Regions from separate parts of the Mus musculus genome. Here region 2 is linked to region 1. A link is a loop called in an ENCODE intact Hi-C map of the cell type or tissue named here. Cell type or tissue: heart. All regions are shown on one strand.

The links. A loop is a pair of places that touch in the nucleus more often than their neighbours do. Peaks named below come from ENCODE experiments on the same cell type or tissue, not always from the same donor. Only the 100,000 strongest peaks of a DNase experiment are listed, where the experiment ranks them.
Region 2: a loop joins it to region 1, with 21 times the contacts of the local background. A loop is called at or near these places in 1 of 42 quality-filtered maps.

Annotation. Positions count from the first base shown.
Region 1 is chr15:83,046,597-83,051,596 of GRCm38, forward strand. No RefSeq gene overlaps it. Among named protein-coding and RNA genes, the nearest start is that of Nfam1, 16 kb to the left of the region's middle. In heart, no CTCF peak of the experiment used is centred here; no DNase peak of the experiment used is centred here.
Region 2 is chr15:83,151,577-83,156,576 of GRCm38, forward strand. Cyb5r3 (cytochrome b5 reductase 3) reads right to left here. Exons shown (of 9, transcript NM_029787.3): 9 at 1,919-3,146. The coding sequence ends at 2,974. Among named protein-coding and RNA genes, the nearest start is that of Rnu12, 4.4 kb to the left of the region's middle. In heart, no CTCF peak of the experiment used is centred here; a DNase peak (open chromatin) is centred at 2,982.

The DNA of each region.
Region 1 (5,000 bases):
GGGCATTGGGAGCAGAGATGTGGAACCCTGGCTTCAGAAGTCCTGGAGTCCACACAGTGGATAATCCACACTGGGACCTGCAGTCAGGAGGCAGATCAACTTTACTTAGGGGGATTGAAGGCTTATAAAATGTGGGCGACTGAGAGCAGAGACATCCAGGTGTGCAAAGGTCATTGGCTGATGGCTTCTCATGCCTCATCAGCATGGGGAAGCATTTCAGGAATCTCAGGTGCTACTGCACAGGTTTTATCAGGAAAAAGGAAATTGATCCTTTAACCTAATTGAAGCTTCGTGACATTCCTCAGGTGGAGTGAAGGGGCTTAGAATTCCCGGACAAGGTCAGAGAAGGAGAAACTCTGCTAACCAAGGGAGTCTCCCACATTGCACCGAGCCCAGAGGCTAGCTGGTCATAGTAGACTTCAACGTTAATTAGCAGTTTCCCCACACGTGCACGTACATACCCACACACATACATACCCATACACATATGCACATAATTTAAAATTAAAAGCAAACTCTTGCTGGGAGGTGGTGGCGCACGCCTGTAATCCTAGCCTTCGGGAGGCAGAGGTAGGTGGAGTTTGAGGCCAGCCTGGTCTACAGAACAAAGACCAGGACAGCCAGGGCTATGCAGAGAAACCCTGCCTCAAAAAACCCAAAACAAACACCACCACATAAAAACAGGGCTTCCTGTATGCTGGATCAGTAAAGATACTGAGATGCAGTCAATCTTTTTTACCCTAAAAATACGTGTGTGTGTGTGTGTGTGTGTGTGTGTGTGTGTGTGTGTGGTGTGTGTGTATTTACACTTAAAAAAGAGTAAAATTCACTGTCTTTGGTGTATAGTTCTCTAGGACAAATGTATACTTATGTAATCATGACCACAGACACAATCCAGAACATTCCATCATCTCCAAGTCTCCCTGCTTCTCCCCTAGCAACCACAGCCTGTTCCACCTTCCCAGACTGTCTGAACAGTGACCTGGACAGGCAGCTACCAAGCCTGGCGCTCTCAGCGGACACGTATCTGTCCCTCTGTGCTGTTGCGTGGACAGACACCTGCTCCTTTTTTTTTTTTTTTTTTTTTTACCTGCTCCTTTTTTAATAGGCTTCTTTTATGGTCTCTCGGTGAATGAACTACACAGCTTGCTCATCTGTTCTCTAGATGGGGGGCAGGGGGGGCAGCTTTCCAGCTTGTGTGCTCTAAAGGCAGCTGTTAGAGCATTCCCCGGTGAGCATTTCACTTCTCTGGGGTCCCTTTGAGGTTTCAGAGAGCCCATAACTCATACCAATGCAAAGCTTCCCTGGAGAGGAGAGCATGGCCCAAGGGTTCTCAGGTCACCTCAGGAGCACAGGGACAAGACAGCAGGGATCCCTCTGTTGGGAGCTGTCCCTCCACGGGTAATAGGTGTTCTAGCTCTGGTCTTCATTGTCCTTAAATCCTCTTAAATAGCAGTGAGTTAAAAGCCTCTTTTGGTAAACTCTGAGTTTGCCTCCTACTGGCTCACCCTGATGCTCTTCTCTAAATCAAGGTCAAGAAATATGGTTTTGCCCAGCGTGGAAGAACTTCTCAGATGCTACGGGGATGGAGAAGAGCTGTGACTGCATCCCTGCCTCTCCTTAGCTGACAGAGTGACCATGAGACTGGAGCCACAGGCAATCTGACATCCCCCATCATTCTTCCCGGAAGCCACATGTGGCCTCACCTAACACCCACAGCCCAGCAGGTCCCCTGTAAGAGAGCTGCGATTGCATGTATTCTTGCTACACATTGGGCTTGCGTGTGCCTTCTGGAAAGTCTAAACCAAGTCTTCACACGTATTCAACAGATGCGTTTACACGGAGCTGTATCTCTCGGCTGACATGCTCAGCTGTGCATGGGGCTACCTGGGATGAAACTTAGGTCCTGATGCTGGCACGGCAAGCACTTCACAGACTGAGATGTTTCTCCAGCTTGAAAACAAACAAACACATGACTTCTAACCAGCCCTAGCTGTGTTCTCTTTACAGCAGTGCAATGGTAGCATGCATGTTCAGAGACCATGGGCTGTTTATCTGGACAGAATAGACAGTGGGCACAGGCCCCATCAGGCTACCTAGATGACAGACTCCCCAGCACTGTCCTAGCTCAAGGACTGACACTACAGTCTGCCACTTCAGGATCCTAGCACGTGACCCAGGGTCCTTAAAAGCCAGCATTATCATGTAACTATTATCACTGTGTGTGTGTGTATATGAGTGTGTTCAAGTGGGAGGCACACATATGATAGGGTACACATGACGGTCAGAGGACCACGTCAGCGGTTGCTCTTCACGTCCTACCTTGTTTGAGACAGGGTCTCATGTTCACAGCAGCTCTGTGCCAGGTGATACAAACTCAGAAAAGCAGACTTGAGTGGCAAGCCTACATATGCAGCCATCTCTCCCACCCTTGCTGATGTTGTTTTTTTTAAAAAGTTATTTATTTATTATTATTATCTTTATTATTATTATTATTATTATTATTATTTTCAGTTTTCAAGACAAGGCTTCTTCAGTAGTCCTAGCTGTAGACCAGACTGGCCTCTAATTCACAGAGATCCACGTGTCTCTGCCTCCAAGTGCTGGGATTAAAGGTGTGCGCCATCACGCCTGGCTATTATTTTTTAATTATATGTCTGTGTTCAAGGGTTACCTCCCTATGTCTTCTTCTCCCTTGGGGTAGGCAGGCCCCTTGTGCACTAGGCTGGACTGGGGAAGCTTAGCTGGAGCAAGCAGATGTAAGCAGGATCTTGGTTGACAGTGAGTGCTTGGGTAAAGAACACACACCAAGAACAGCTTTGAAGAACTGGTGCCGTTTATTGGGTAGGGGCAGCAAAGGCCATTTAAAACTTTGCAGGTGGAGCTGGAGAGATGGGTCAGTGGGTAAGAGCACCCAACTGCTCTTCCGAAGGACCTGAGTTCAAATCCCAGCAACCACATAGTGGCTCACAACCATCTTTAACGAGATCTGACTCCCTCTTCTGGAGTGTCTGAAGACAGCTACAGTGTACTTACATATAATAAAACAAACAAACAATCAAACAACTTTGCAGGTGAGTAGGGGCTATTTATCAGAATGAGTGTACATCACTGGCTGAGATTGGGTTGCTGAGGATGCCTCATTTGCGTGAGGAGGCATTCCAGGTGCTGCTGGACATGACCTTATAAGAGGACAGGAAGTGGTGGCGCATGCCTTAAATCCCAGCACTTGGGAGGCAGAGGCAGGCAGATTTCTGAGTTCGAGGCCAGCCTGGTCTACAGAGTGAGCTCCAGGATAGCCAGGGGTACACAGAAAAACCCTGTCTCGAAAAACAAACACAAAAAGAAAGGACAGGAAGTTTAATCTGGCTACCTGCTGCATGACCTCCTCTGGAGAGGTAAAGGAAGGGGACACAGGCCTACATGCCCCAGGACATGCAGGCCCGAGGAAGCAGGAAGCAGTCCTACTTCTGCTGATCACATGATGAAGTTTCTTGGGTTTGGACAGGCTTCAACCCCACTCTTATTCCAGGCCTGCTCCTCCCCTTCCTGGTCCCACAGCTCCTTGGCCACACAGGGTATATGTTTGAGCTGCTGCTCTGCTGAGGACAGAGACATCAGACATCCAGGAGCTGGCATTACTAGTGGTTGTGAGGCACCTGGCGTTGGTATCAGGACTTCCAAAAACCCTTACATCACATAGGCGATAGCGAGACCTGCTCACCTGTTGCCAAGGCAACAGCCACCATATTCCCAGAATCCACTTGGCTCACCTCCCATCTTTACCTGTGGCTATGTCACCATCCTTATATAAAAGAAGGTCCCTCTGATCTCTCTCCTTCTCCGCCCCCCTTCTCTTTCCGAGGCCACCTTGCCCTTTTCTCTCTCAATAAACCTCACGTGGACTATTGTGATCTTTCTGGAGCCTTGTGATGATCACAACAGCTGGTGTAGGTTCTGGGAACTGGACTTAGATCCTCTGGGGGAGCAGTGTGTACTCCTAGCAGCTGAGCTGCCTCTCTAGCCCTCCAACAGCTGGCCAGCTTTTTTAATGGCGGAAAGGTCCCACGGAAGTCAGAAGAGGGCCGGGGTCTTCACTCCAACACTGGCTTCCTCAGTCCTGGCCTTCAGTCCTGGCCTTGGAACTATTTTGGTGATACCACGACCACCAGGCCAGAGTTGGAGGATGGCAGCAATGGCTCTTGTCAGTGTTGGTCCCTCGGAATGGGCGTGGCCCATTTTGTATGTTACTTCCCTCAGTGTCCTCTGCAGCCTTCTCCCGTGAGGGCTGTTTGCTGCCCTAGCTGCTGGGCCTGGGTGTGAGTCTGCTTCTCCCTGCTCACAGCTTTCCATAGCTTTACTGAAATGTCACCGTCAACTCACTGGGCTCCCCAGGCTCTGACGTTCTAGCTCACGGTCCCTCTATCTGACCTGCAAACAGCAAAGGCCTCCTTTCTCTTGTTTGGCCAAAGGTCCTGGGGTCACATTGCTCTTCTGTTTCTCCCCTACCGCCTATCTCCTGTGCCATTAAAGCCATTGTTCTCCCTTAAATGCATTCAGCGTCCCCAACTCTTCTTTCACCAGTCAAGGCCATTACTACTGCTCCTGGTTTATTGTAACGACCCTTTGTGGGTTTCTGACCCTGGCTCTAGTCAGCTGCCCACCAGGCAGCTAGAATGGCCTCTGCCGATGGGCGCCATCAGCCATAGTTTTGTTCAGGACTCCGGAGCAAGCAGGGTGTGGTAGCACACACTCGGAAGACTAATTCGGGAGGATCCTGAGGTTATGGGACAGCCTGGCTACACAGTGAGACACAAACCAGCAACAACAACAGCAACCACAGACCAACTTCAAGTTGCCTCCTCATCCAGCTGTGTGGCTCTCCCGGTCCTTCCAGCTGTGTGTTAGCCTCAGTCTTCCTGTGCGAGCACCCTCCCAGGCTCTCTTCCCTCTCTGCTTCCCTCTACCACCCCTCCTGACCACATTGGAAACAAGGATAC
Region 2 (5,000 bases), 100 kb after region 1:
CGTTAATCTGGGTCACACCTTCTGATGGAGGCCTACATAAGGACATTGGAAGAAGAAAGATTCACTCTTTGCCGGCTTGCATTTGCCAGCACATCTTTTGGAATCTACTAGCCTTGTGTGACTGAGCAACTACTAGATCCTTGGACTTCACAGCTGACCACTGTTGGGGAGTTGGACTACAGACTGTAAGTCGTCATAACAAATCCCCTTACTATGTAGAGACTATCCATAAATTCGGTGACTCTTTTTGGAGTTGGGACTAGGGTGAGGCTTTTTGGGGGGGGGCAGTTCCACTGACCTCCATGACAATGGGGTTCCCTGATCAGGCTATCCATGTTTGTGCAGCAGACACTTCCTAGTCAGCCCCCCCCCCCCCAGCTTTCCCCAGTTTTTAGAAGCAGCTTCTTCCAACCATAGAGCTCTCAGCTCACATTCACCACCTGAACATCTGCTCCAGCAGGACCAGGTCGTCACAGCCCAACCATCTCGGCAGAGGTGGCATGCTGGCTGGTTCTGTGTCACCTCAACACAAGCTAAGAGTCATTGAAAGATCCTGACACAGAAAGGTCACAGAAGCCCTGAAATTGGCAAGATAGATGTCACTGTTAGCAGAACTAGCTTCACTGATTTAGAAAAATAGAGGCGCACAATGCTCTGGCCACTCCTTGAACCTGTGTGTCTGCCAATGTTTTGACCGTTCCTTGACTCATGTGTGTGCCCACTGATGAAGCCCATTGCCAGGTGTTTGTGATATTGGTTGCTGAGAAAGAGTCAGAAAATCTCCCTAGCAACCACAGCCCAGCCAATCCTGAGTTGCTGCACCTGCACCAAACTCTTTCCTTGTACCCCTCCCATACCCATTTCTTGAGAATAGACATTGTTTAGATCTGGAAATCCCCTACTCTCCCCCTTCTCCTTTCCCCCCTGAGGGCCTATAAAAACTGGGACCTCTTTTCCTTCGAGGTCGACTCCTCTACCCCTGCGTGGGATATGAGTCATCCCCAGAGCTCTGGCTTTCCCCGAATAAAGCCTCATGTGGTTTGCAACAAGTTCGGTCTATCGTGAGTTCTTGGGTGTCCGCTATTGTCCTGAGGCCTGAGCGAGGGGCTCCTTTCAGAGTCTTTCAAGTCATCAGAGAGGAAGGAGCCTCAGCTGAGGAAACGCCAATGCTGTGAGATCCAGCTGTAAGGCATTTTCTCAATTAGTGACCAATTGCGTAGGGCCCAGGCCATTGTGGGTGGTGCCATCGCTGGGCTGGTGATCCTGGGTTCTATAAGAAGGCAGACTGACTGAGCAAGCCATGGAAGCCAGCAAGCAGCACCCACTCATGGCCTGTGCATCAGCTCCTGCCTCCAGGATTCTGCCGTTTGAGTTCCTGACCTGACTTCCTTCAATAATGAACAGTGAACATTGTTATGGAAAGTGTAAGCTAAACAAACCCTTTTCTCCCCAACTTGCTTTTTTCAGTCATGGTGTTTGTAGAAGCAGTAGAAACCCTCAGACGGGTGGCTTTCCTGCAGCCGTCTTAAGGACAGCCCGCACTTCCACCTGATCCGTCTTCAAGTGACCATCTTACAAATGTAATCAGTTTAGCATCTTTCCCAGCAAAATCCAGAGCTGAGGGTGAGGGAAGGGAGGGCGACAGCAGAGGCATCCCAGGGAAGCACTGGCAAGTGACCTGGGAAAAGCACGAACCAGCCTCCCGTGTTCCACCTTCCACAGGGCTGTCCCGACTCATCAGGACGGTGACAGACAGGACGAGGCTGGGCTCCCTGTCTACTTTCTCCACTGCCCAAACTCTGAACGGGCAATGCAAATGCATATCTGAAACAAAATACATGCCCATCCCACACCATACACACACACGCACGCACGCACGCACACACACACCGTGATCCCCAGAGAAACGCTGGCAGGGTCGGGATTTGCAAAGTTTTACTTTAACTCTTTTTGCCCATAAATGACTAAAAAAGCCAGTGTGCAGGAGGCTGCCTGCTGCCTGCTGAAGGCAGCGCCAGGCACCAGGTCTGTCTCCAAGACAAGAGGCACTGCTCAGAACCCCCCCAGGCTGGGGACCAGACAGGAAGGAGGTTTGGGGTGGAGAGATAAGCCAGGGACCCCCAAGGTCTACCAAACTCTGTTGGGCTGACAACTTAGGGCACTCAAGACTGCATGGAGTCGGGGGCAGTGTGTATAGTTTTGGAAGGGTCCACGTGCTGCCCCAAGGGACCCCTGGCCAGCAAGTGGGGGCTGGCCTGTCTCTGCCAGACACCCTCCTAAGAAAACCTTTGGGTGTCACTGTCTAATGTAGTGTTTAGGGGCACAGGCCAGGCTATGGCCTAAGGCAGGTAGGTGGTTAGGTGGCAGGCATGGTTCCTAGGACCGTAGGTGACTATTTACCTTTCACTTCCTTTCTATAGACCACAGTTCATGGCAATGGGTAGACATGGTACTGACAGCTCACGCTCACGCTCTCCCTCCCTCTCTCTTCCTCTTCTCTCTCTCTCTCCTCTCTCTCTCCTCTCTCTCCCTCTCTCTCTCTCTCTCTTCCTCTTCTCTCTCCTCTCTCTCTCTCCTGTCTCTCTCTCCTCTCTCTCTCTCCTCTCTCTCCTCTCTCTCTCTCTCTCTCTCTCTCTCTCCTGTCTCTGTGTGTGTGTGTGTGTGTGTGTGTGTGTCTATGTGTAAGGGGGTAGTCACAGGACATCTCTGGTAATGGCCAGTTAGTACCAGACAGAAGCCTATTCAGAGAGTGGTCAACAGAAGTCACCTGATACACAGGCCTGCTCCCAAAGGGGCCCCCCAGGGGCCAGTACAGCTGGATGACCAGGGCTGGGCAGGCCAGGCTGAACCCAGGCCCCAGCATGGATGTGGGCATATGTCAGGGTGAGCGACAGTGGTGGGGAAGGAAGGGGTGGACAGGTGGTTGTGGTGAGTGCGTGAGCAGCAGGCACAGGCTTGGCCAGCGTCCAGCCATCAGAAGGTGAAGCATCGCTCCTTGGGATGGCCCACACGCTCCAGGTTTGGCAAACAGGCAAACTGGATCATTGGTGGGGGTCCACACATCAGTATCAGCGGCTCCTCCCCAGGAGTTGGAAGGTGGTCCCTGATCATCTCCTCATTCACGAAGCCCTGGCTATAGTCCCAGGCTGTAGAACAAGACCAGATGAGTCAAAGTGAGACCTGGTGCCCACCTGACCCCTGCCCACCTGACCCACCTGACCCTCCTGCCCACCTGACCCCTGCCCACCTGACCCCCTACCCACCTGACCCCTGCCCACCTGACCCTCCTGCCCCTGACCCCCTGCCCACCTGCCCCCGTGCCCACCTGCCCCCTGCCCACCTGCCCCTGTGCCCACCTGCCCCTGTGCCTACCTGCCCCTCCTGCCCACCTGCCCCTCCTGCCCACCTGCCCCTGTGCCCACCTGCCCCTGTGCCCACCTGCCCCCTGCCCACCTGCCCCCTGACCACCTGCCCCCTGCCCACCTGACCTTCCTGCCCACCTGACCCCTGCCCACCTGCCCCTGTGCCCACCTGTCCCCTGCCCACCTGACCCCTGCCCACCTGACCCTCCTGCCCACCTGACCCTGTGCCCACCTGCCCCCTGACCACCTGACCCTCCTGCCCACCTGACCTACAGTCCTCCTATCTGTCCTGCCCTCTCCCAGATGCTCTACGTCCCTTTCAGTAAACCTATCCTGCTAAACCCACTACCTCCTGACAGCCTACAACTGGAACACAAGGCCTTCGTGGCTCCCCTCACCCACCTTACAGTTTGAAAACCTGCCCCATAGCCCCCCCCACCCCAACTACCATAGGATTATTCGGTGTTGCAGTGCTAGGAATGGAACTCAGCCCATGAATGCTGAACAAGTGTCCCCCGGCCCACAGTGTGGCATTCAGATTTCACTGTATAGAAACCAAGGTTCAGCGGACCCAGAACTGTTCAAGCTCATACCAGCTGGTCTCCCTAAGGAGGTACCCAGCCCAGGCTGGTCGAGTGACATTTGCTACACCTTGAGCCCCAGCTACAGCTCACTGCCTGATTCTTCTGCCACCACACAGTCAGCCAATAGGTCTTGCTCACAGCCACAGCTGCATCCTGGTCCCTGGTGTGAAACTGTCACTCAGTAGTGAAACTGTTACTTGGTAAGTAATGAGCAAGCCAGGCAAGATTACAGGCTCATGAGTGTAATCCCAGCACTTGGGAGAGACAGGGGAAGTGAGTTCAAGGACAGCTGTAGGTCCCTCCTCTGGAAGTAGCCGCATGCAAGGACAGTCCAGGATCTGATCCCTGTGACAGACTCAAACTCTAGGCGTGGGCCGAGGCAACAGCTGCCCCGTCCAGGTCCAGCCACCCCCTCTCTCCCGCTTGGGCCTGGGGGCACAGCATTTCCTGTTCCTCATAAGAGGCACTGTGTCGTGGAAAAGGCAGCCCACAGAGGCTAGGGAGGGCTCTGGTCCAGTGTTGACTTTAAGGACTGGCTGACTGGTTCTGGCTACTCAGAGAAACAATCCTGCCACCTCCCAGTCCAGCTGAGAGCACCTGGTTCCAGGCCAGCCCCTGAGCTGTGCCCAGTGGGCCCCTCCTCTAGCTTGGGTTCAGAGGTAAACAGGAAGAGGCAGGAGCAGAGCAGAGGGCCACTGGGCCACTGACACCTGCCACTGAGGCTGCTCCCTAGGCCCAGGGCTCCACCAGGCCTGGCACAGGCCCCCAATCCTTCCAGTCCTCCTCACTCAGGGTCATCTCTGCCTTGTGTCTGCCCTTTGAAACCCAGAGCATCCTTGAAGCCCTAAACACCAACAGAAACAACTCAGAAGCTCAAGGTAAAAAAGGGCACAAGGGGGGTGGGGGCTATAGAGATGGCTCAGTGGTTAACAGCACTGACTGCTCCTCCAGAGGTCCTGAGTTCAATTCCCAGCAACTACATGGTGGCTCACAACCATCTGGAATGGGATCTGATACACTCCTCTGGTGTATCTGAAGACAGCTACAGTATACT